2 separate regions of the Homo sapiens genome follow, and region 2 is linked to region 1. A link is a contact called in ENCODE Hi-C or POLR2A ChIA-PET data. All regions are on one chromosome and are shown on one strand. Each heading gives the region's core, a stretch centred on a gene start or an enhancer-like site at or near the end of the contact. The rest is flanking DNA. Distances are from core to core; before and after follow the strand shown.

Region 1 (5,667 bases), core at 1,771-4,270:
TCAGGTAGAAACTCAGCAAAAAGCACAAAAATACATTTGAATGTATTTTCAGAATTAAGTTGAAACGACAAGGTGTTTTCTATGTGATTCATTCATTCATTCACTCATTCAGTCATTCAGGGCAAAAAAAAAGGTGGCACAGACAGTATTAAATTCCAGCATTCCTTGAATGAGCAGGAGGTTGCCTGTTTCTGGAACGTATAGGATCTGGAGGAATTCCTGGGCACTGGAAGGATTCAATGCTGAGGGGATGGAAGAAGAGAAGTGGAGAAAGGAGGGGAGGGGGAAAGTCTTGCCCTGGTTTAGGAAGAAACTGTCTTGAGTAGGATAAACATCCATCGAGATAAATGACCACATCATTTCAACCAAGACTATGTAAACCAAAGACGGTTCAGGTTCCAGTCTGCATTCCTCACTGGCTGATATTACATTTCTCAGCTCCTCTGCCACTCCAGCCTTCCACCCTTGGAAGCAAAATGCTAGATGGCTTACAAAACAGAGCTCGAACATGGAGCGACTACGGCGCTGAGCTTGTCTGGAGGGCCCAACAACAGGCAACGACAACACTAAGGAAACATCCTATGTCAGGCTAACGGGCGTTCTCTGAGGCAGAACTTGATAGAATGGGTTTCTGTAGATTGTGCCCTTTCTTTAATTAACTCAGTATTTAAGAGATGCCATTCAAGTCAGACCAAAGGTCTAAATCAGAACTGACCTTTCTGAAGCTGGCACAAGTTTTGTCTTTGTTTTGGGCTCTATGAAGGGTGAGGGGATGGAGGAGCCCAGGGGTGAGAATAAGCCAGTGGGTGGAGTTTCCCGCTGCTTAGCGGCTCCTTGAGGGGCCCATTCCATAGACATACACAGAGGGCCTCCTGCATGCCTCCCATGTGGGTCTCCTCACGCTCCTTCTCTCTGCCCCCCTGCACTGAAAGGACTCTGCAGGGCCCAGAACTTCAGGCTTCCTCATCTTGGTGCCTGCCTCCCGGGAGAAGCCACGGCTGCCTTCCTGATTGATAACACAGCGCTGACAAGACAAGTGCTGCTTTGGGTTCCAGTGGTCACAACCAAGCTATTCTTATGCTCCCCTCCTCATTGTTTCCACTCGTTCCTAATTGCACTTACGCAGAGGGCTCCAGAAGCAGTAAACAGACGGCCTTCTCCTATACTCACAATTAGCTAGAAGAATCCAGGTCAAGCTTTTCCAACCTGCAGCCCATGGGTGGCATGTGGCCCAGGACAGCTTTGAATGCAGCCCAACACAAATACTTAAACTTTCTTAAAACATTATGAGTTTGTTTTATTTTTTTAACATGTCAGCTATTGTTAGTGTTAGTGTATTTTATGTGTAGTTCAAAACAATTCTTCCTCTTCCAGTGTGGCCCAGGGAAGCCAAAAGATTGGACACCCCTGGTATGTGGTCTGTGATGCTCCCAACTAAGCAGATGTCATCTAGCATTAGTTTTAAGGCGTCAGGCCAGGTGTAGTGGCTCACACCTTGAGCCCAGGGGGGTTTCAAGGCTACAGTGAACTATGATGGCACCACTGCACTCCAGCCAGGACATCAGAGCAAGACCCTGTCTGTAAGGCGGGGGGAGCGGGGGAGCCAAACTAAGGGTGGGGCATTGTGGGGACTGCTCTTACTTCTAACACAATAACTATGAAATGAGTGAACTTCTGGGTTCTAGTCCTAATTGTGCCATCAGCTCTCGCATTCTTCACCTCCACCTCCATCCCCACTACATGCCCCAACCATACTGAATTTCATAAGAGCCCCAAATATACATCCCCACCTCCATTTGCACTGTCCCTCAATGTGTGAAGAGCCACTTACTACCTCACAGAGCAGAGCGCTCTATCTCTGACCCGGGCAGTTAATAATTACAACTTTCAAATTTCCTATCTTATTCGATGGGGAAAAGCCAACAGCAGTCACCCAGTGGGGGCTAGAGAACAACATTCCCATCTTAGGAGTCATAAGAATCAGAGAGAAGAAGTTTCGCCAAGTCCCTCCAGCTTCAACTCACCTGGCAACTAGTAACAAGCTAGTAAGGTTTAGGAGAAGGCCCGACTCCAAATCCCCTGTTCATTACAGGATTTGGAAATCTCGTTTTCTTGTGGCTTATGTTAATTAAACTTAAACCTATCTTTTAGAGCAAAACAAAACAAATACACTTACTCTTTCAAATATTGGCCTTCCAAATATTTGAATGGAGCTCCTGGGTGCCCTCCAGGGCTGCGCATCTCACACTTTAAAGTGTGTGGATAAGTCACCTGGGGGCTTGTGAAACTGCAGATTGGGATCCAGCAGTTCTGGGAGGGAGCGGGTGTAACAGACCCTGTCTACACTGCAGGAAACCCAGCCTCTACCTCCTCCCAAACCACTTTCAGAGGTCAAAAAAATTATGCAGTCTTTCGAATTAAATTGAAGACTTGCCACCTCCTTTTTATTTCATGTTCCCAGGCACTTACAAAAGTACCTGACTTACCTCAAGCACCGAATAAATCCTGTCGAATATGTCTGACAGAAGGAGGCAGAAACGGTCAAATTAAATACCTCCCCTTCCTCATCCCAGCCCCTTCCTTGGTTTAGAAAGGGCATCTGCTTCTGCCACGTCACTAAACTTATCTGAATATCGCCGTCATCATCTGTAAATTGGGAATAAAAATGACTCCTTTTGGGGCACTGGAGACATCAAACTGCGAGAAGACCATAAGCGTGGAAATGCTTAGCAAATGTCATGAGCGCCCCTCAAGTAAACCAGAACCAAACAAAGCAAAAACTAAAAAAAAATATGGACACATGGCAGTTGCCAAAACACTGTGTACTCACTTAAGTGAGGCAGGAAAAATGCTTCTACCGAAAAGAACACGGTGCAGGAAGAGCTCATTAGGCCTTCCCGAAGGGAACGCAGTAGCTTGCTGCTCGCCCGCAGGGCCGTGGGACCGCGCCGGGCGTCCTTTGCCGCCCTCTGCTGGACGGAACCCCCCACCCGCGCCCGCGTGTCTGGTCACAGCGCGCCGGCAGCGCCCAGGGGACCTGCGTCCTCAGCCAGCCGGTTATGTAACACCAGACTGCATCCAGAGCAGGCTTGCGAAGAGGAAATCACTGAGTTCATGACGCATCGATTCAAGCTGATAAGAGGAGGGGAGGGCAAGAAAATATTGTGTCTTTCCAACGTTCGAGGTGCTAATGAATTTAATCTGCAGAGGAGCCCTAAAAAGCAAGGAGGGTCATTCTTGTTTTGTGGCGGAGCAAAGTGAGGCTCAGGGGGGACTGGATAAATTACCGAGGGGAACATGGCTTACTGAGTGGCCCGACCAGGTTTTGAATTAGGGCCATTTTGATTACAGATACCAGGTTTCTATACCTGAGTCTGCCGTTAATTAGCTATGGGAGCGGGACCCACCCACTTAGCCGTGTGGGGTCCTGGTGTTCTTTGTTTGCGGAGAGAGGGGTTGATGGAGGTGACCCTGAAGGTTCATTTCAGCTCTCACATTCTGAGCCAAGCCTTTTTTTTTTTTTTTCATGTGCCGTTGTTGTGTAGAAATAAATTGTTGGATAATCCCCCCGCCCACCCCCGGCGGTGGAACCACACATTTCTCATCAAGCAAGACAGCACCAAGCATGCCAGGGGCCCTGCCAAAGGCTACCTGGCTTCCATCCTCTCCAAAATGATCTACAGGCTTAGAGCTGTGGTCTCTGAACAAACTTTCATGTTTTAAAGATCCTACCATGGGTGAAATATATCAAAGGGTCAGCCTTGCCTGCCCAAGATACGTCATTTATGTTGCAGAGAAAGGAATATTACAAATTAAGCATGTTTATCCTATGCTCATCAGGGTCCAGGAGAGAGAGATGCACATTTGTACATTCTCCAGGGTGAGTCCCTGAGGTTCCACTTAATGAGCTGGTGGGGTCATTTATCCCTTATTAAGCAGACTAACTCTCAATCTGAACCTTCCCTCAAAAAGTTTTAGTTTGATTCCTCTCTGATATAAAGAGAGTGGACACTTTAGTCTTGTCTAGTCTGGATACTGACTTACAACATGCTTCTGCTTCATTGGAAACTTCAGCTCAGGAAATACTTTAAGGTTCCCCCTCTCCACCTCTTGTGGGGCTATGAAGCATCTCTCCCTCTCAATTTAACTGGAAATTTCAAAGTTTAAAAATGCACACACTGGAAAGCACCGTAGACATTATATGATATAATTCTCTTATTTTATGGCTGTCAATCAGGGCTATTTGTTCACTAAGGACATTTCTCTAGAAACAATAAAAAGATGACTGAGCATCTTCTCCCAGACTTTGGATGGTACCTTACATGCATTGGCAGGAAGCCACAAAGAAAGCTGAGTCAGCGCAGAATCAGGGCAGCCAACAGAAAGTTAGGATTCAGCCTGTTTATCACATTCGCCAGCTAAAAAAAGTCAGGTCTAGGGCCAAAAATACATGAGCCCCTTTCCCAGAGCTCTTCCCCTAGAAAAATATCACACCTTGAGAGCTACTCTGGTCTCATGGAAACACCATACCTCGCATTACCTAAGAAGGCCCAAGCGACGTCCATCTCTAAAAAGATGATAAAATACCCATCAAGCCTCCTTAGTCAGAGGCAGCCACGTTGCAGCCAGAGACCGAATCTGGCAGGGTTTCCAGACTTATAGTACACGCCAAGCATAATTTAATGTGAGTATGATAAACAGTGATGGATCACTGACAGTCTGCGATGCTGTCAGGGCAAGGGTTCCCCACCATTCTGATATTGCAGCAAGATACCAGGAGGCCAGCTCCATCCCCCGAATGCTGTCATGCTAGCCCAGAGAAAACTCCTATTCCTATTCACTTCAAAATAATAACAATAATAATCATTTCTCTTTATTTTTGGTCCCCTTCACCATTTTCTCTGTTAACTTAGAACCTCTGTGGTTTGACTTTTATATCATACCATCCAGAGAAGAAACTATGTAAGAATCAAGTTGGGCCAACAGGCAGTGTTTCTTCTTCAGCTGAGGAATGTGCAGCCCCCGAGGGCTTGGGCAGGAGAGGACAGGAGGGATTGTCACGAAGTCCCAGGATGAACTTGGCCCATGTTCCAGGAGCACTTTTTTTTTTTTTTTTTTTCTGATACAGAGTTTCCCTCTTGTCACCCAGACTGGAGTGCAATGGCACAAGCTAAGCTCACTGCAACCTCTGCCTCCCAGGTTCAAGCGATCCTCCCGCCTCAGTCTCCCAAGTAGCTGGAATTACAGGCGCCCGCCACCATGCCCAGCTAGTTTTTGTATTTTTAGTAGAGATGGGGTTTCACCATGTTGGCCAAGCTGGTCTCGAACCCCTGACCTCAGGTGATCCACCTGCCTTGGCATCCCAAAGTGCTGGGATTACAGGCGTGAGCCACTGCACCTGGCCCCAGGAGCACATTTATAACTCACAGCTTTTGGGGGGTGAGGAAGGGAGAGATGACACAGAAATATTATGAAGTAGCAAGTAAATTTTGCATGGGTTTTTAGGATGAAACACAATATTCTAAAATGTTGTTTAATTTTTTTAACATTTCCTTTACATTTTAAACAAAATTTCTTGTTTGTACCTGGTTGCTTCAAGCTTTGGCCTCTAACCTCTTGGGGGCCCACATATGGAAAATATAAGATTAGATATTATGATAGTTAATA
Region 2 (5,593 bases), core at 1-2,500, 2.3 Mb before region 1:
CCCACAAGAACATCAGCACCAGAGATGCTCGGTCCCCGGGCTGATCTGATGGTGGGGACCACGCACTGTCACTCGGCTGCCGGTCCGGTCCCAGTGTTGGCCTGGGACTATCAGTGCTGCAGCAGGAAGTTGGTGGCGACATTGAGGTCATTGTTTGAAGCTCTCAGGGCTTCCAAAGCATCACCTCTGGAAAATCCCATCTCCATGAGCCGGGCGACCTGCAGGCAGAGAAAACGCAGAAACCTGAGGGCGCTGACATTGCCGCTTATCCCTGGGCCCCAAATGTTCTTCATGTGAGCCTTGTGGCAAAGGTCAAAACTGTTTACAAAAAAACCAATTTTCATTTCAATATGGAATCTGATACTTAAAAGTTATACCAGGTACAAATTTTTCAATGTTCACTATGTGTAGCCAATATATATGCATGATCGCACATAACCCTCATTCTACAGACAAGGACACAGGGCTTCTGAGGGTAAAGTGGCCTACTGGGACCAGGCCTTGGAAGCAGGTCGGCATGAGCTGCCCAGGCTCACTGCGAGGACACACGACTCAGCGTCGTTTGATTCCCTATGGTGGTGACCCATGCTCAGCCCTGGCATCGCACTCCTGGCATCACTGCCACGCTCGGCCCTGGCATCACACTCCTGGCGTCACTGCCACGCTCAGCCCTGGCATCACACTCCTGGCGTCACTGCCACGCTCAGCCCTGGCATCACACTCCTGGCGTCACTGCCATGCTCGGCCCTGGCATCGCACTCCTGGCGTCACTGCCACAGAACTGCCTGCCTTTGGGTGCTCAGACTACTTTGACAGCTGTGCCACTTGCAGCCTGGGGCTTACGCAGGCAGCAAAGTGGGGCTGAGCCTGGGGCAGCAACTGAGGAAGGAGGCAGTGAAAGCCACCAGAAGCAGGGAGGAACAAGCATGCATTGTTTTTGACCACAAATCCTGATTCTGTGAATACGGAGATTTCCTGTACTTTTCTCTACAGGCAGTCTCCAGTATTGAAATTGGCAATGTTACTAAAGCTTATTTGCAACCTTTTTTCCCAATTAAGAATATATTACAAAAATATTCATGGCCCCAGATTGCCACAGGAATACATTTTTTTTGTACTTATATTAAAATAAACTGCACTTGCAGTAACACCTCATCAAAGTCAACAGTCTTGTACATGTTGAGTTTTTTAGCCACTTGCGCATTAAAGAGGCTTTTGTGGGTTCACCTGAGGACTTAGTCAGAGTTTCCAATTTTTCTTTCCGAAAGAGAGCGAGCTACTTGGTGCTACATGGTGGAAAGAGAAGGGGCCCAGTATCACCACCCCTTCCTCTGCTCAGGGGACTCAGTGGGTGTGAATGGGGACTATGGCATGGGGTGGCTGGAGGAGGGGCCGGGCATGGGCCTGGGCATGTGGCTCCAGAAAGCCTGCTGTTCTTCCTCTCTATCCCACTTCACCCGCAGCCTAGTGGCTAACTCTGGATATTCTGAGCAAAATTAACCTAAGGACTCAGCAAGGTGAGGAAGAAGGTGCAGAGAGTAGAGAGGCAGGTGGGGGAGGGAACCTCCCAGTGACCACCCAGGCCCAGACACCCAGACCCTCCTCCCCCAAAAGCCTTAGGGAAGAGTTGAGGGCCAACAGGGACACGCAGTGGACACTGCTCAGAAGCTGGAGTCCAGCCAGGGCTTTTCCAAACGGGGGGTGCCGCCCATGTCATGGGACCACTCAGTGGGTGAGGACTAGGCTTACAAATGCACGCAGTGAGCGTGCTCCTCCCCGGAACGTTGCTTTCAACCCTTAGCACGGGGACTGACGCACAGCCCTGGCTAGGAAGCCAAGAAGGGCTGCCAGGTGTCTTCCAAATGCCTTGCGGTGGGGAGGGCTGTCCTGGAGCAGCAAGATGCCCAGCACCTGGGACACTATGGCGCCCTCAGGTGATTCATGCTCAGCTGCCCAGGGCTGGTGGACAGCGTAGAGCAAAGGCAGAAACCTTCTAGTTTGTTTTCCCACCAGAGGAGAGAGTGTCGTAGATAAAAAAAACAAAAAACAAAAAACAGTAGCTAACAAAACTAGAATTGAAAAGAATTCATTTGGTTGGCTGGAAAATGATCAGATGGAATTTAACAGAGATATGTACTGTCCTAGACTTAAAAGGTCAGGCAGGATTTGAGAGACCTGACTCGAGAGCATTTTATGTGAAAATTCCTGAGTGTTTTCAGCAGGCCCAGCTTAACTGGCCACACCAGTGATGCAGCTCCTTACACAAGAGCGTGCACAGGCACACACACACACATGCACACTACTAATGCATCATATGCACATCAGCTGTGGCTGAGTGCCCTGGCCTCACTGCCAGGTGGCTGAGAATGCTGCCACCCTGGTGTTCTGCCCCTCACAAGCTGCCATCCACACAATGCCACAGCTCTTGATTTTGCCCTTTGAAGTAACCGAGAACAACCCTATTCTCTTTTCCTACATAAAGCACTTTGCGGGTGTGACAGCCCTCTCCTTCCTCCCTCAACCCACTGGCTTTTCTCGGCCCCCACCCAGGCCTGTGGGTACCGTGGCTTGTTCTGCTGTGTTGCTGTCTCTGCCCTCTGCCCTGAGCCTGATGACTCCTCTTCCCCTGGTGGGTCTTGGGGCCCCTGCCTTTTTCCATGTCTCCCAGACTAGAAGGCCCCCAGAGCGAAGTCCTCATTGCCCCACTGCCTTCTGTCCTGGGCTCCCTGCAGCTGTGTCTGTGGGGTGATAGCTTCTCCCCACCACTGTGAACTCCCAGTATGAGGGCTGTGGCTGCCTTTGCTCATTCCTGTGTTTCAGGATCCAGTTCCTTTCAGCCCATCCCCTCCCATTTGTGCACACCGTCTCAGAACACCGCGCCCAGAACTGAGTGTGACACCACGGGTGTGGTCTCACCAGGGCAGTGAGGCCACTGCCCTCCAACAGTCTGGGCCCTTAGCTTCAATGAGAGCAGAGGAATGCATTAGTAGTGTGCATATGTGTTGTGTGTGCCTGTGCATGCACTTGTGTAAGGAGCTGCATCACTGGTGTGGCCAGTTAAGCTGGGCCTGCTGAAAACACTCAGGAATTTTCACATAAAATGCTGTCAAGTCAGGTCTCTCAAATCCTACCTGACCTTTTAAGTCTAGGACTCTACATATCTCTGTTAAATTCCATCTGATCATTTTCCAGTCAACCAAAATGAATTATTTTCAATTCTCATTTTGTTATCTACTGTTAATCATCTCCCTCAAACTTGTATCATGCCTAAATTTGATTAGTAAACCTCTACAACTTTGTTCAAGTTATTATTGATGAAAATGTCAAACACGTCAGGTCAAAGAGCCCAGAACTCTGTGTTCAAGGGGTTAATCAACATTTTTAATCAGTTTCAAACCCACTTCATTGCACTATCATTATCCATTCTGCATGTCACCAACATCTCTCATAAGCTGATGAGATGTTGTCAAAGGTCTTGGTGATCTCTTGCCAACAGGATTGGTTTGGTGTCCTAGACCACAGCTGTCTTTTCAACGTTCACAAACCATCTATTTGATAATAATCTGTTTAAGCTTTTGCCAGATGTGAAACTTCAATTCTGCCACTTGGTTCTCAGAATTCACACTTTCCTTTTCCTTAGGAACATTTTCAAGCTAAGTGTTCCTCCCTGTGCTTTCTCAAGCCTCCATCAGGTTGTGCAGGGAGAGGGGCTGGAGGACTCAGGCTGGATATGTGTCATGTGGAAGGAAAACTCTCTCTGATCAAGGTGGTCTTTCCAATCTTGGGTGGAAATAACCTGTATGATGTTCCCTCCAGTTAAGGACCATTGTCATTGGTGGAGATAACTCAGGCCAAACGGGAGCTGGCCTGCCTTCCTTCCACCTACTATCCACCACCATGATGCCATGGCCCCCAAACAACTTGGCCACTCTTAATGACGTTTATTTAAACGGCTTGGAAAAGCTACCTTTACTACTACCTGTAGTACTTCAAGTGCAGCTGAGGACTGGCTGCTTCTTTGCACCCAGCCAGCACAAACGAATCCATTTGCTGTCCACACTCAGCAATTTGGAGATCTGGCAAATGACGATTCATAATCTGGAGTGATGAAGTGTGACTTTAGGCCACAGCTCCACCTGGCACTTGAGCTCTCCCTCCACTGATGATACATTTGGTTTGGAATCCACAGGATGCTGATAATGGGCTGGCTACACACAGGTCACCAACACAGGGCAGCAGCATGGACTGCATGCAGGCCCTGCCCTGGAGAGGGAAGAACCCCTTAGGTCTGGGATGGCTGGGCTGGGTTGTAAGTCACGTAGGTGACATCCTAGAGTAAGAACGAAAGCTTTCTATGTACACGAGACTTCCTTCTGAGTTCATTCTCTCAGACATGAACGACATGTGCCGCGGTGCTGGTTTTGACAACTAAGACTGGCTTTTCACAGGTCTTGGCAGAAGAGAGCGTCTGCTGTCACAGCTTGCAGCGGGCTCGCTCTTCATCCTCTGCGGGGCAGATCATGCCCCTTTAGCCAAAGCTGGCTTCAGAGCTTTAAGTGATTTTTATGGGTGAGAAGACAAGTGTGACAGGAGAACTTTCACTGCCCACTGACCTGTTATTTTCACCAGATTAAAAACTATTGCTAAGTAGCAATAATGTTAGCACAGTTCTTTAAAAAGAATAAACAATTACACTAAGAAAGGGCACCTGAAGGTTTCCCATAGTGTCCAAAACTAAACATCCATGGCAAACTGAAACTGCATGCTTGGGCTTGGGTATGCGATGACAACCAGCCAGCAAGGACGAGAAGGGTCAGGGGATAGGTGTTCCGATGGGTGCTTACCCAATACTCCCCAGTGGAGGGGTGCAGTGCAGTGCTCACAGCCGTGCAAGTTAGCCAAGTGGCCCCTGCTGTCCTTTCTTTATGTAGTTTCAGAGGTTCACCATATAGACAGTAAGAACTGGAGCAAAAACTAGCAGCACAGAGAACAGTTGTCTGTAGGGCTCTTTGGTGGACACTAACAATTACTGCTGTGGCTCTCACTATTCCTCTGCTCAGAGAAGCCCAGCACGCCCAGTCCCCACACATCTCATTACGGTCTCTCCTGGGAAAGCTTACTCGGCATGTGAAGCATCAACTCCTGTGCTCAAATTACAGAAAGACGAAATTGAGGCCTGCGCAGACGTGCAGTCAGGTAAGCAAAACACACGTTAAGCATTCCTAATCTGAAAATTCAAAATCGAAAATGCTCCAGAATTTGAAACTTTTTGAGTACCAACATGGCAGTACAAATGGCAAGTTCCACACCTGACCTCATGTGATGGGCTGCAGTCAAAATGCAGGCCACAACATGTAGTTTATTCAGTGTCTCCAAGGGAAAAGAGACCCTCTCACCCTCCTTCAGCTGTGACATGCCTTTTCTGCACATGCCCCGACTCCCCCACGCAAGCACATGCCAGTGGGCAGGTTCCCCACAATGACCTGCATGGGGCCAAAACCCACGTGCGTCACTCACTGTGCTTTTTTGCTTACTTTCTGCTCTGTGTTATAAAAATGTTGTTAAAATATCTAAAAGGTGTGCAGATACCCTC

What was found. Hi-C counts contacts between places; a loop is a spot of excess contacts on that map. ChIA-PET counts read pairs that join two places held with the same protein, here RNA polymerase II (POLR2A).
Region 2: a loop to region 1 is called in a map of sciatic nerve, with 21 times the contacts of the local background. The contact joins two enhancer-like sites. A Hi-C loop is called at or near these places in 1 of 168 maps with a recorded cell type or tissue (sciatic nerve). POLR2A ChIA-PET finds 5 or more read pairs at or near these places in 1 of 52 experiments (activated T-cell).

The regions. Positions count from the first base shown.
Region 1 is chr13:97,107,389-97,113,055 of GRCh38, reverse strand. No RefSeq gene overlaps it. Among named protein-coding and RNA genes, the nearest start is that of LINC00456, 69 kb to the left of the region's middle. RefSeq lists a silencer at 2,874-3,053. Within about 2 kb of position 3,020, at least 10 of the 41 ENCODE cell types and tissues checked have a DNase peak (open chromatin) inside an H3K27ac peak, as active enhancers do.
Region 2 is chr13:99,379,853-99,385,445 of GRCh38, reverse strand. It overlaps UBAC2 (UBA domain containing 2), which reads right to left. Exons shown (of 9, transcript NM_001144072.2): 9 at 1-218. The coding sequence ends at 111. Among named protein-coding and RNA genes, the nearest start is that of MIR623, 27 kb to the right of the region's middle. RefSeq lists an enhancer at 1-89 and a silencer at 1,817-2,111. Within about 2 kb of position 1,250, at least 4 of the 41 ENCODE cell types and tissues checked have a DNase peak (open chromatin) inside an H3K27ac peak, as active enhancers do.